Linked DNA regions of Homo sapiens: regions 1 and 3 are each linked to region 2. The links are chromatin contacts, found by Hi-C or POLR2A ChIA-PET in ENCODE. All regions are on one chromosome and are shown on one strand. The core of a region is the stretch at or near the end of the contact, and the rest is flanking DNA. Distances in the headings are between cores, read along the strand shown.

Region 1 (3,284 bases), core at 669-3,168, 310 kb before region 2:
TGTGGCTTCACCCACAGTGTGCAATTCATTGTGCAAAGCTGAGTGTACACGGCTCATCTCACGCTCACCCCTCACCTGACCCCTTAGGCAGGATTATTGTTCCTCTGGTTCAGAGGCAGAGAGCCTCACAGATAGAGCTGGGGTTGTGGAGATGTTGAATTTAAGCTCTGCCATTCATGAGCTGGGTGACCCTTAGCAAGTTACTGGCTGTCTCCGCCTGTTTTTTTACCTATAAAATTGTAATGTAATCTAAGCAAATAGCAAAGTCCACAATCCTCCAGACTTAGGCTTTGGTTACATTCAGAGATTTGAAATCCATTAGCTAACAATAAAGGCAGTTCTTTTTATTTGTGTCTCTCAAAGAATAGTCAAGGGGGATCCATTTTATAACCAATACCAACTCTTTTAGGAAACTACTCTCAGGTAGTGGCATGATCTCAGCTCACTGCAACCTCTGCCTCCCGGGTTCAAGTGATTCTCCTGCCTCAGCCTCCCGAGTGTATCTGGGATTACACGTGCACGTCACCACGCCCAAGTAATTTTTGTATTTTTAGTGGAGACAGAGTTTCACCATATTGGCCAGGCTGGTCTCGAACTCTTGACCTCAAGTGATCCATCTGCCTTGGCCTCCCAAAGTCGTGGGATTACAGGCGTGAGCCATGGCCCAGCCACCTTGCAGGTGTTCTGAAACCTCTCTTGCCCTTCCCTGGACTCTGCTAAAGTTCTCCTTCCATTTGCTTTGCCCCAGAAGACTTTCCTCTTCTACCCCACCTCTGGTATTCTCTTTTCTCTCTCTGTCCTTGTTTCTCTCCCCTCTGATTAATGCACTTTGCATATGGAAACTGATGAACTCAGACTGCATAATGGAGGGAAGAAGATGGTAGATGGGGCAGAGCCTTTCCTTATCTGGGTAGCGAAGCTGGGAAGCTGGGTAGCGAAGCTGGGTAGCGTCATTGTTTTAAATAATTCTTGCCCTTGATTCGGGGAGATCAGCTCCCTCACAGTCCCATAGCGTGGTCATGAGGATTACTTTGAAGTTTCTGGCAGTTAGTGGACCTTTGGTAAATAGCGGCTCCCATTATTGTTCCAGAGGAGGAAAGTCAAGTTCACAATGGGGACATCTTGCAGCTGTGAAGTGATGAAGGGGTTTGAAGCTCAGCCAGGTTGGCTCCCGTGCGTAAAGTCTGAGTGAGCAGAAAGCCAGGAGAGTTAGAACTCACTGATGAAGTCAGGGTTGTTCCTAGGGAGTGGGGCAGGGGTGGTGCTGGGGCTGGAATCCACGAGGGCCCCAGCTGTGGGGAGGCAGCAGCCTTACTAGAGGCCAGATGAGTGCTGTCCTGGGCTTGAGTCTGGGCGTGTGTCACAGGCTGGATGATTCTAGAGCAACCCATCCAGCGCCAGCTCTCAGCCACTGTGATTGCTCAGCCACCAGGAGCCCCCTGCCCCCTGGGCACAGACCTGCTGGGGTTTTCTGCAAGGAAGCAGCAGTTTTGGCTCGGAGTGTCTCTCTGTACACTTTGGAGTCTAGTCAAGAGGACAGCCTCTTAAAATGGAAATGGGGCACTGCTGTGGGCCACCTGTGGACACTTGATTGCTCTCCCCAAGTTACTTGTATTCTCTGAGGCAGATGTCACGCTACAGCATCCACAGGGCCATTTCTAGTGCACCAGCAAAAAAAAAACGCAAGCGAGGAGTGGAATAAAATGCTCCTTGACCTTGTCCTTTCTTTCATCTCTTATCCTTTTAGGAAAAGAAGACTTTTTGTTTTCAGTTCAGATTTTAAAAAAGAACTAAATAGGGTACTTGAGACTTGCCACCCGGCAGCGGAGCTGGAGCCCTCCGGGAGGCATGGACGAAGTAATCAACTGAAGTTTTCTAATACCGGCCAGCAGAGGGCACTCTTCACTCACAATCGGTGCTGTCTTTCTCCTTGGAAACGTTCAGTGGCTGCAGGAGCCCTGGAAAAAATTGTCTTCCAGCTATTTGTAATTTAACTTTGAGTCCTCAAGAGGGTACCTTCCCCTTTTAGAGTTGCAGTGTTGGTGCTATTATTTTAACACCCGCATCTGCTGTTGTCTGGGCATCAAAGTCTAGAAAAGTCATGAGGGAGATGCATTCTCCAAGGTTCTGAGCACAAGATTCAGACAGAAACGGGGCCAGATGGGCACATACTGTTGCATAAACACCAATTAATTAATACTGGGCTCCAGATGAGCCCAGCCTGCCAAACTCGTGAGCTTCACACCTCCATGGTCTGGGCCCTGCCTCCCTTTGGTACAAAAATTAAAGAGACAGTTGCAAAAACCAGAGCATTCACTGGCCAGTCCTAGTAGGGAACAACACTGGGACATGCAGGGCACTGTGCTTCCCATGGGGACACTTTAATTCTTTCCTGTGGATTCTTCCTCTCCCTGCCAACATACTTTTAATCTTGTTGATGCTATTAATAATAATGACAGGTGACATTTATTGTGCTCTTATCATGTGCTGGGCACTTTTATGACTACTAGCTTATTTAACTCTCTTAGGCCAGGTGGGGTGGCTCATGCCTGTAATCGCAGCACTTTGGGAGGCCGAAGCGGGTGGATCACGAGATTAGGAGTTCAAGACCAGCCTGACCAACATGGTGAAACCCCGTCTCCACTACAAATACAAAAAAATTAGCTGGGCATGGTGGCGTGCGTCTGTAGTCCCAGCTACTCAGGAGGCTGAGGCAGGAGAATCACTTGAACCTGGGAGGCGAAGGTTGCAGTGAGCCAAGATCGCGCCACTGCACTCCCCTGCCTGGGCGACAGAGTGAGACTCCATCTCAAAACAAACAAACAAAAACAAAACACAAAACCAAAGAAAACAAAACAACCCTCTTAAAGTCCCAAGAGGTGGGGAACTGCTGGAACTTCTGAGGTTTTGTGAGGGTCAGGTACTTGCTGAGGGTCACTTAGCAGGTGAAGGAGGAGCCAGGTTGACCCCTCAGAGCTGTTGCCCATACCTGTCTGTCACCCATTTGTGGAGTCCCATTTATGCTCTGGACATCAGGTGGTAAGCCAGTGGTGTGCACACAAGACACAGTGCATCTCTGGCTAATTTTAATTATTTTAGTTTTGAATGTGTTAATCAAATACTTGAAAATTGAAAAGGAAGAGAAAGCCAGCCAGCCCTCAGAGAGCATACGCTGTGAGTGGAGGCCCTGAGGTGTCCATGTTCCTGAGGTGGTCTCTTAGTGGCTGCAGGATTGGCTGTGCACGGTAGGGGGAGTGAGGTTAGTGGGGCTGGCTCCTTCCTTT
Region 2 (3,135 bases), core at 202-2,701:
GTTTATTAGAGGACAAAAGAATCCAACTTTCGTGTTGCCCTTAGGAATGCTCTTTAAGCCTGGGGCTTTATTATGATGATAATTTGGTCTGTAAACTCCTTGGGAGACAGTTTGAGACTAGAGATCTGGGTCTCAAACCTGATCCTGCTGCTTGGCGACCCTCAACAAAATGTCAGCCCTCTGTTGCTTCGTCCATAAAATGAATAAAAGTGCACAGCTGCTGTGAAAATTAGGTCTTAGAGAAGCAGTCAGTGCAGTGCTTAAGTACTTACTCGGAGAGTTAAATAGACCCGGTTTCAAATCTTCGGTTACCATAATTTGTCCAGTGTCTTGCAACGCTTCTTTCAAATTCTGCAAACTAGTATCTACCTCATGTCTGTTGCTGTGAGGATTAAATGGAGACAATGCACGTAAATCACTTGTCCAGTCCGTGTCTAGCACGTAGAAAGCACTCAGTAAATATTGGCTGTACTCACGATAACCCGTGATAGTTTATACTGATAAGGTAGAAACCACTATGTAAAGGGCTCTTAACTATGAAGTTGTTCCCTTTATGGGAGAGCGACGACCTGCTGTGTATTTTTTAATGTGACCGCAAGTTTATTTTTTCTTTAATATACATTTACTATAGGAAAACGTTGATGAACGTTCCAGTGGAAGAAACAGTGGAGTTAGAGGTTTATCAGTGGCCAGATTTTTAACAGAAGTAACCATAGAAAGGGAACAAATGGAGGCCAGGTGCGGTCTCCATGGCGTGTGGTGGGGGGGGGTGCGACTAAAGGAAAAAAATGGGAAAAGTTAACAGCCTCCTCCCCTCAAACTCCCCAGAACCAAATCCTGTTAACACTAGGTTGTTAAGTCCCATCAGAGGATCTCAGGTGAAAGTGCTTGCTGGAGCTGTGACACTGGGTCACACTCTCTGAGATAAAAGAGAAGGCCGGGTGCGAGTAATCTATCATAAAGATACAAGATCCGGTGAGAATAGCAGGTCGCAAAGGCTGTCGAGGCTTTTAGGCTATTACCGCCTAGCCCATTCTTTTATCTCCTCTCCAGGTTTTTGTACACATGCAAATAGTTCATAAAACCGAGATCGTCCCGCATCCACTGCTCTGAAGCCCGTTTGGGCCGAGATAACTCGTGCGCAGAGGAAGGGTTTTGCCCACAAATGGGCGACGCCTGCGCTCCGGAGAAGAGGCCAAGCTAGTCTCCCTCGCCTGCAGCGCGGCGGGGGAATCCCCGGGAACCCGAAGATCGCCAGGGGCCCACGCATTCCGCAGGCCACGGCTGCGGCGTCGAGGTCCTCGCGGGGCGTTGCGGTCGCCCCTTTTGGCGGGCTCGGGCGCCCCGAAACTCCGCCCCCCGGCGCGGTATTTCCGCACTCGCGCAGGCGGGTGCCGCGCTCCCATTGGTGGAGTGGCCCGCGGTGGCCCCGCCCCCTCCCGGCCCCGACGCGCGCACGTTGAGTGGCGGGGGAAGGCAGAAGAACTGCCCGAGGGAGGAGCGGCTCCGAGGACCGGGCAGCGCATTTGGGGTGCCCGCTACAGGGCCCCCCAAGAGGCTGCCAGGTCGGGAGCGCAGCCTGAGGCCACGGGGGGAAGGGGGTGGGTGGGCTGAGAGCAGCTCGGCGGCGAGACTGGCCCGCCGCCCCTTCCCCCCACACCCGTCGACCTTGTGGGCAGAAGCTTCCCAGAGCTCCTTAGGCCGGCGCGATGGCGACTGCTGTGGAGACGGAGGCCTGTCAGCCGACGGATGCGAGTTGGGAAAGTGGCGGCGGCGGAGACGACGAGATGAAGCAGGCGCTTCCGGAGCTTGAGTCCTCCCAACAAAATGGCGGCGGCGGCGGCCTCAACATCGCTGAGCCCAGCGGCGGCGCTGGGCGTGAGGAGAACGCGGGGGCCGAGGCCGCCCAGAGCCTCAGCCACGAGCAGCCTCAGGACTCCTCTGAGGCGGGCGCGGCCGCCCTGCCCAGAGGCCCCGAAGAGCCCGAAAGGCCTGTTAGGAGGAGTTTTCAGATCCCCAGGAAGAGCAGAGAAAAGAAAGGTGGTGCCTCCCCTTCTTCTCAACCCCCTCTCTCTCTCCCCTCCATCTTTTCATTAGAATCTTTCTATCTCCTCTTCCCACACCCATCCGAGATACGTAAACACGCATGCAGCGCCGGCCGCCTCTCCCCTCACCGCCACGGCCGCCCAGCTGCCGCGTTTGGTGCGAGAGAAAGCGGTGGAACCACGCTCCCCTGCTGCCCCTCCCCGCGGAAGTTGGAAGTAGCTCAGGTTTGAAGCTTGTCCGTAAGGCTGCAGCTCCCAGAGAGGAAAGATGGTGCTCGGCGCCCCTCCCTCCCAGCCCCTGAAAGCAGAGAAGCCGTTGTGTCCTCCTAAGGATGCTTCTGAGAAGTCTCGCTATGGAAATAGCCCGTGGCCATGGATTCTGGGGCTTTCTCCAAGGCCATTGCCAATGTTCTGAGGACCATGAGTGCTTCTCCCCGTGGAAATTCTTCAGTTCTGTGTGTCTACTTGAAATGTGCTTGATGTCAGCGTCCTCCCTTATTTAGAAATCTCTATTAGTAGATGTGATCCATGCACACTGCTGTTTTCCATCACACTTCATTTCCATGTAGATTTTTCCCCCTTGTTTTTGAAGCGTTAGATTAAATAGGTTTTTCTCTCTTTAAATTCGAACTTAGTATTGTTTTTCTTATATTTGAAAAGAATGGAAAGGTAGGTTCTTGGAGCAGTAATTTCCCAATGGAAAAAAACTAATGAGAAGTTACCTTATTCTCAAGAGTCACCAACTTGGTCTTCTAGATGGTAGAACTTCAGGTTAAAAAAAAGTCCAGTCTTAGTTTTTGGAACCCATATGGAAACAGTTACATTAATTACTTGTACTTTTAAAAAATCTTAATGCCATATTGTTAATATGGAGTCAGAATTCCTAATGGAGGTCAAAATTAGTATCGTTTTTTGTTATTGGGGTATTATTTTTTAACTATCCAGTAAATTTTGGATATTCTGAATTTAGACAACTTCCTTTTTGCCCTACTGTATGGTTAGGTTTTCATTATTTACTTTGGAAAAAAATAGGATTTGTTTTTTTCCCGTATCTTTTCCATCCATCTGGTACAGAGTCTTGGCTGTAGCA
Region 3 (3,515 bases), core at 673-3,172, 330 kb before region 2:
GATTTGTCACAGTTCACCCATCCAGTGATGTAGGCTGGAGGCCAGGAGGATGGTCCTGGTTTATGGGCCAGCTACCCACTGTGGTCCTTGCTACCCAATGAATCCAGGTGGCTTAACATTGGACTCGGTCATTCTCATCCCTCATTTCATGATACTGTTAATTTTTTTTTTTCTGGAAAATCTTGAAATTCTGCGAGAGATGGCATATATAATGGAAAGAATACAGATGCTGGAATCTGACATTCTTGGCTTCAAATTCCTTCTTTGTTTTATGACCTTGGGCAAGGATGTTAACTTCCCTGAAGCTCGATGTCTTCATCTGTAAAAGGAATAATATTAGCACCAACCTCATATTATTGGTTGTGGGGATTAATGAGATGATACATGTCACATGCTCAGCACACTACCTGGCAGATACTGTCTTTAAATGGGAAAAGCCAGGTTGTGACTTTTTTGGTGTGGGGAAGGTGAGACACGACATAAACGTAAAGCATCACAACCTCCCCCAAATGTGAACACTTTAGCATAACTTTAATCATTATAAATTAGTTTATTAATTAATGATAGCATGGTATATTTAAGAACACAGCTCTGGAGCCAGACTGCTCTGGTTCAAATCCTGACTGTACCACTGGCCAGATGTGTGACCTTTTGGAAGTTACTTAAGCTCTCTTTGCTCTGCTTTCCTTGCATGTAAAATGAGGCTAATTATAGGACCTACCTTATAGAGTAGTTCTGAGGATGAAATGAGATAATGCAAACAACACCCTTCCTTAGCCCAGTGCCTTAGTTGATGTGCAGAAAATGTGACATTATTATTACTAACAAATTGATCTATATTCCTTTTTGGCCTTTAAAGTTTTTTTTTTTTTTTTTTTTGTGACAGAGCCTTGCTCTGTCACCCAGGCTGGTGTGCAGGGGTGCCATCTCAGCTCACTGCAGCCTCAGCCTCCCAGGTTCAAGTGATTCTCCTGCCTCAGCCTGCTGAGTAGCTGGGACTACAGGCATATGCCACCACGCCCAGCTAATTTTTCTATTTTTAGTAGAAATGGGGTTTCACCATGTTGGCCAGGCTGGTCTCAAACTCCTGACCTCAACTGATCCACCTGCCTTGGGCTCCCAAAGTGTTGGGATTACAGCGTGAGCCACTGCACCTGGCTTTTAAGCATCTTGAATGAAGTTTTGCCTTGGTTTTCACAGCGTAACTACTGCATGTGCTCTTTGCACTTCACTGAAAGTTTTTTTCCAAGCTCGTTTCTCTTCCTATTCATGTTAGCACTGGGAGCTGGGAGAGAAGACTAACCATTTCCCAGCATCAGGCAGCATCCTTTGGATGTTGTAGAAAGAGGCTGGTTAGCTCTTGGAGAAGCGTGAATGGGCCACTCTCCTGGGTCCAGCCTTTTGTCCACTGGGGACAATGTGTGGCTTTCACAGTGACTCATCCTTGGGCAGCCGTGACGACATCGTGGGAAAGGAGGAACAGAGTTCAATCCAACGTGTGCCAAGGGGGCATCTCTGTCCTTGCAGACGTGGAGCTGGTGGGGGCAGGGAAGGGTTTGTTTCTTCAAGGACCAAGGAGTCAACCCAACTAGCAGAGGGTCAAGTTGAGCAACTGAAAGGATGTGAGAAAACAAAAAGTGCTGGCTTGGTGGGCTCGGCCTTTTTATTTTGAAAAACGCTCCTTTTAGCTCTCAATTGGCCCCTTGAGCTGCAGGGAGCAGTGCCAGTTAACCCACATTTAATTAGAAACTGGGTTAGTGGACATTCTCTTTCTTCCCAGAGCATGTCCTGGGTATTGGAACCTTTCCAGGGACTGGTACAGTAACAGCCATTTACATGGCCCTGGCTTTCTGGGCGCTGGAATCAGCCTTGGGTGAATATACATCCCTACCCTTCCCCCAACCTCTGCTGACTCTCTCCTGATGGAATTTGCCAACTCCACGCATAGAATGCAGACTTTCCCTGGATTTGTCTAAGCCTCAGTCTCCTTGGTTTACCTCTGCTGTTTAGGAAACACTTAATCCTCACCTTTGAGTTTTTATTTTGCTCTTTAGTGGTGACATTGTGTGCATTTCCTTTTGTTTGGTGACTCGTGTGTGTGTGTGTGTGTGTGTGTGTGTGTGTGAGAGAGAGAGAGAGAGAGAGAGAGAGACAGAGAGAAAGCTTTCCTCTCTCTCCCCCACCAGGCCTCACTGTGTCTTGTTTCGGGGACTGAGACCCGGCAGACAGTGACACAGTGACTTCCTTGTCTTCTTGGTTCCCACCAGCTGATGGGCAAGGTCATTTTCAAAGTCCTGACACCTGCTTATCATAACCGCCAGCTGCACTCCACAAAGAAGACCCCTCCCCCACACCAGGGAAAAGGGGATATAAGAATAGACCTGGGGGGGACCAAGAGCAAGAGAGTGAAGGACACTGTGCACCAACTCAGAGGTGTGGGTGGGCATTTGGATTGACAACTGTGCTTAGCACCAGCTGATGTAAATTTTCCATCCTAACGGTAGCTATTTTGAAAAACTCTCCACACATTCGAGAAGTCTTTAAAATAATAAAACATTTGCATGGACATTATGTGATTTGATCTCCTTTTTGTCATTCTTTTTTCTTTTTGAGACGGAGTTTCGCTCTGTTGCCCAGGCTGGAGTGCGGTGGTGCGATCTCAGCTCTCTGGATCCTCCGCCTCCCGGGTTTAAGCAATTCTCTGCCTCAGCCTCCCGAGTAGCTGAGATTATAGGCGCCCACCATCACGCCCAGCTAATTTTTTTTTTTTGTATTTTTAGTAGAGACAGGGTTTCACTATCTTGACCAGGCTGATATTGAACCCCTGACCTCATGATCCTCCCACCGAGGCCTCCCAAAGTGCTGGGATTACTGCGCCTGGCCGTTTTTGTCATTCTTGCAAGCAGCATTACCTTTTAGAAAGCAGTTTCAGTCCACCTGCCTGCGTCTTACCACTTGGATGTGCTGTGATGTCTGAGGCTCTGTATCACGAAATACATAAATTGGATTGGAAGGTGGATTTCAGTAGAGGTCACAAATGGCAGAAAGATAGTTGTGTGATAGTTGTGCATGTTCTTTTCCTTGTGTGGGTGTGAGTGCCACTAGGGTCCTGTAGGGGCATGGTCTGCTCTGTGAACTTCCTGCTGGATATGAGGACGCACCCAGGTGGACCCCTGCCTCTGTGGTCTCTGTCTGCAAGATTCGGCCATCTGGGGATTGGAGATCCAAGAGTTCATCATTGCCAGTGCTGCTTGGGAATTGGTGGGAACAAGACTTGTCTCACCACTGAACATGCTGTGGTCTTGAAAATGTAACAAGGGTGGCGAAGTGTCTAGGGCTTTAGATACAGGTAGATCCATTTTGAGGGTCTGAAACTTATATAATTTGGGGGACCTTTTCAAGAAAAAGAATTTTAAGGCCAGGTGCAGTGGCTCACGCCTATAATCCCAGCACTTTAAGAGGCAGAGGCAAGAGGATCACTTGAGCCCAGGCGTTTGAGACCAGCCTGGGCAACA

What was found. A loop is a pair of places that touch in the nucleus more often than their neighbours do. ChIA-PET counts read pairs that join two places held with the same protein, here RNA polymerase II (POLR2A). Pooled maps may share reads with other maps.
Region 1: a pooled map shows a loop between it and region 2 (3-fold over the local background). The contact joins the enhancer-like site here to the promoter of TASOR in region 2. A Hi-C loop is called at or near these places in 2 of 168 maps with a recorded cell type or tissue (adrenal gland and motor neuron) and 6 of 50 pooled maps. POLR2A ChIA-PET finds 5 or more read pairs at or near these places in 22 of 52 experiments (AG04450, B cell, CD4-positive, alpha-beta T cell and 16 more).
Region 3: POLR2A ChIA-PET joins it to region 2 with 7 read pairs in OCI-LY7. The contact joins the enhancer-like site here to the promoter of TASOR in region 2. POLR2A ChIA-PET finds 5 or more read pairs at or near these places in 6 of 52 experiments (BJ, GM10248, MCF 10A and 3 more).

Annotation. Positions count from the first base shown.
Region 1 is chr3:56,987,690-56,990,973 of GRCh38, reverse strand. It overlaps a transcript of ARHGEF3 not described here. Among named protein-coding and RNA genes, the nearest start is that of ARHGEF3-AS1, 49 kb to the right of the region's middle. Within about 2 kb of position 1,918, at least 7 of the 41 ENCODE cell types and tissues checked have a DNase peak (open chromatin) inside an H3K27ac peak, as active enhancers do.
Region 2 is chr3:56,681,581-56,684,715 of GRCh38, reverse strand. TASOR (transcription activation suppressor) reads left to right here and starts at 1,451. Exons shown (of 24, transcript NM_001365635.2): 1 at 1,451-2,040. The coding sequence starts at 1,710. RefSeq lists a silencer at 1,319-1,618 and enhancers at 1,759-1,928, 2,349-2,468, 1,676-2,620.
Region 3 is chr3:57,015,643-57,019,157 of GRCh38, reverse strand. It overlaps a transcript of ARHGEF3 not described here. Among named protein-coding and RNA genes, the nearest start is that of SPATA12, 43 kb to the left of the region's middle. RefSeq lists an enhancer at 3,346-3,515. Within about 2 kb of position 1,922, at least 8 of the 41 ENCODE cell types and tissues checked have a DNase peak (open chromatin) inside an H3K27ac peak, as active enhancers do; they include OCI-LY7, where a contact is called at or near this core.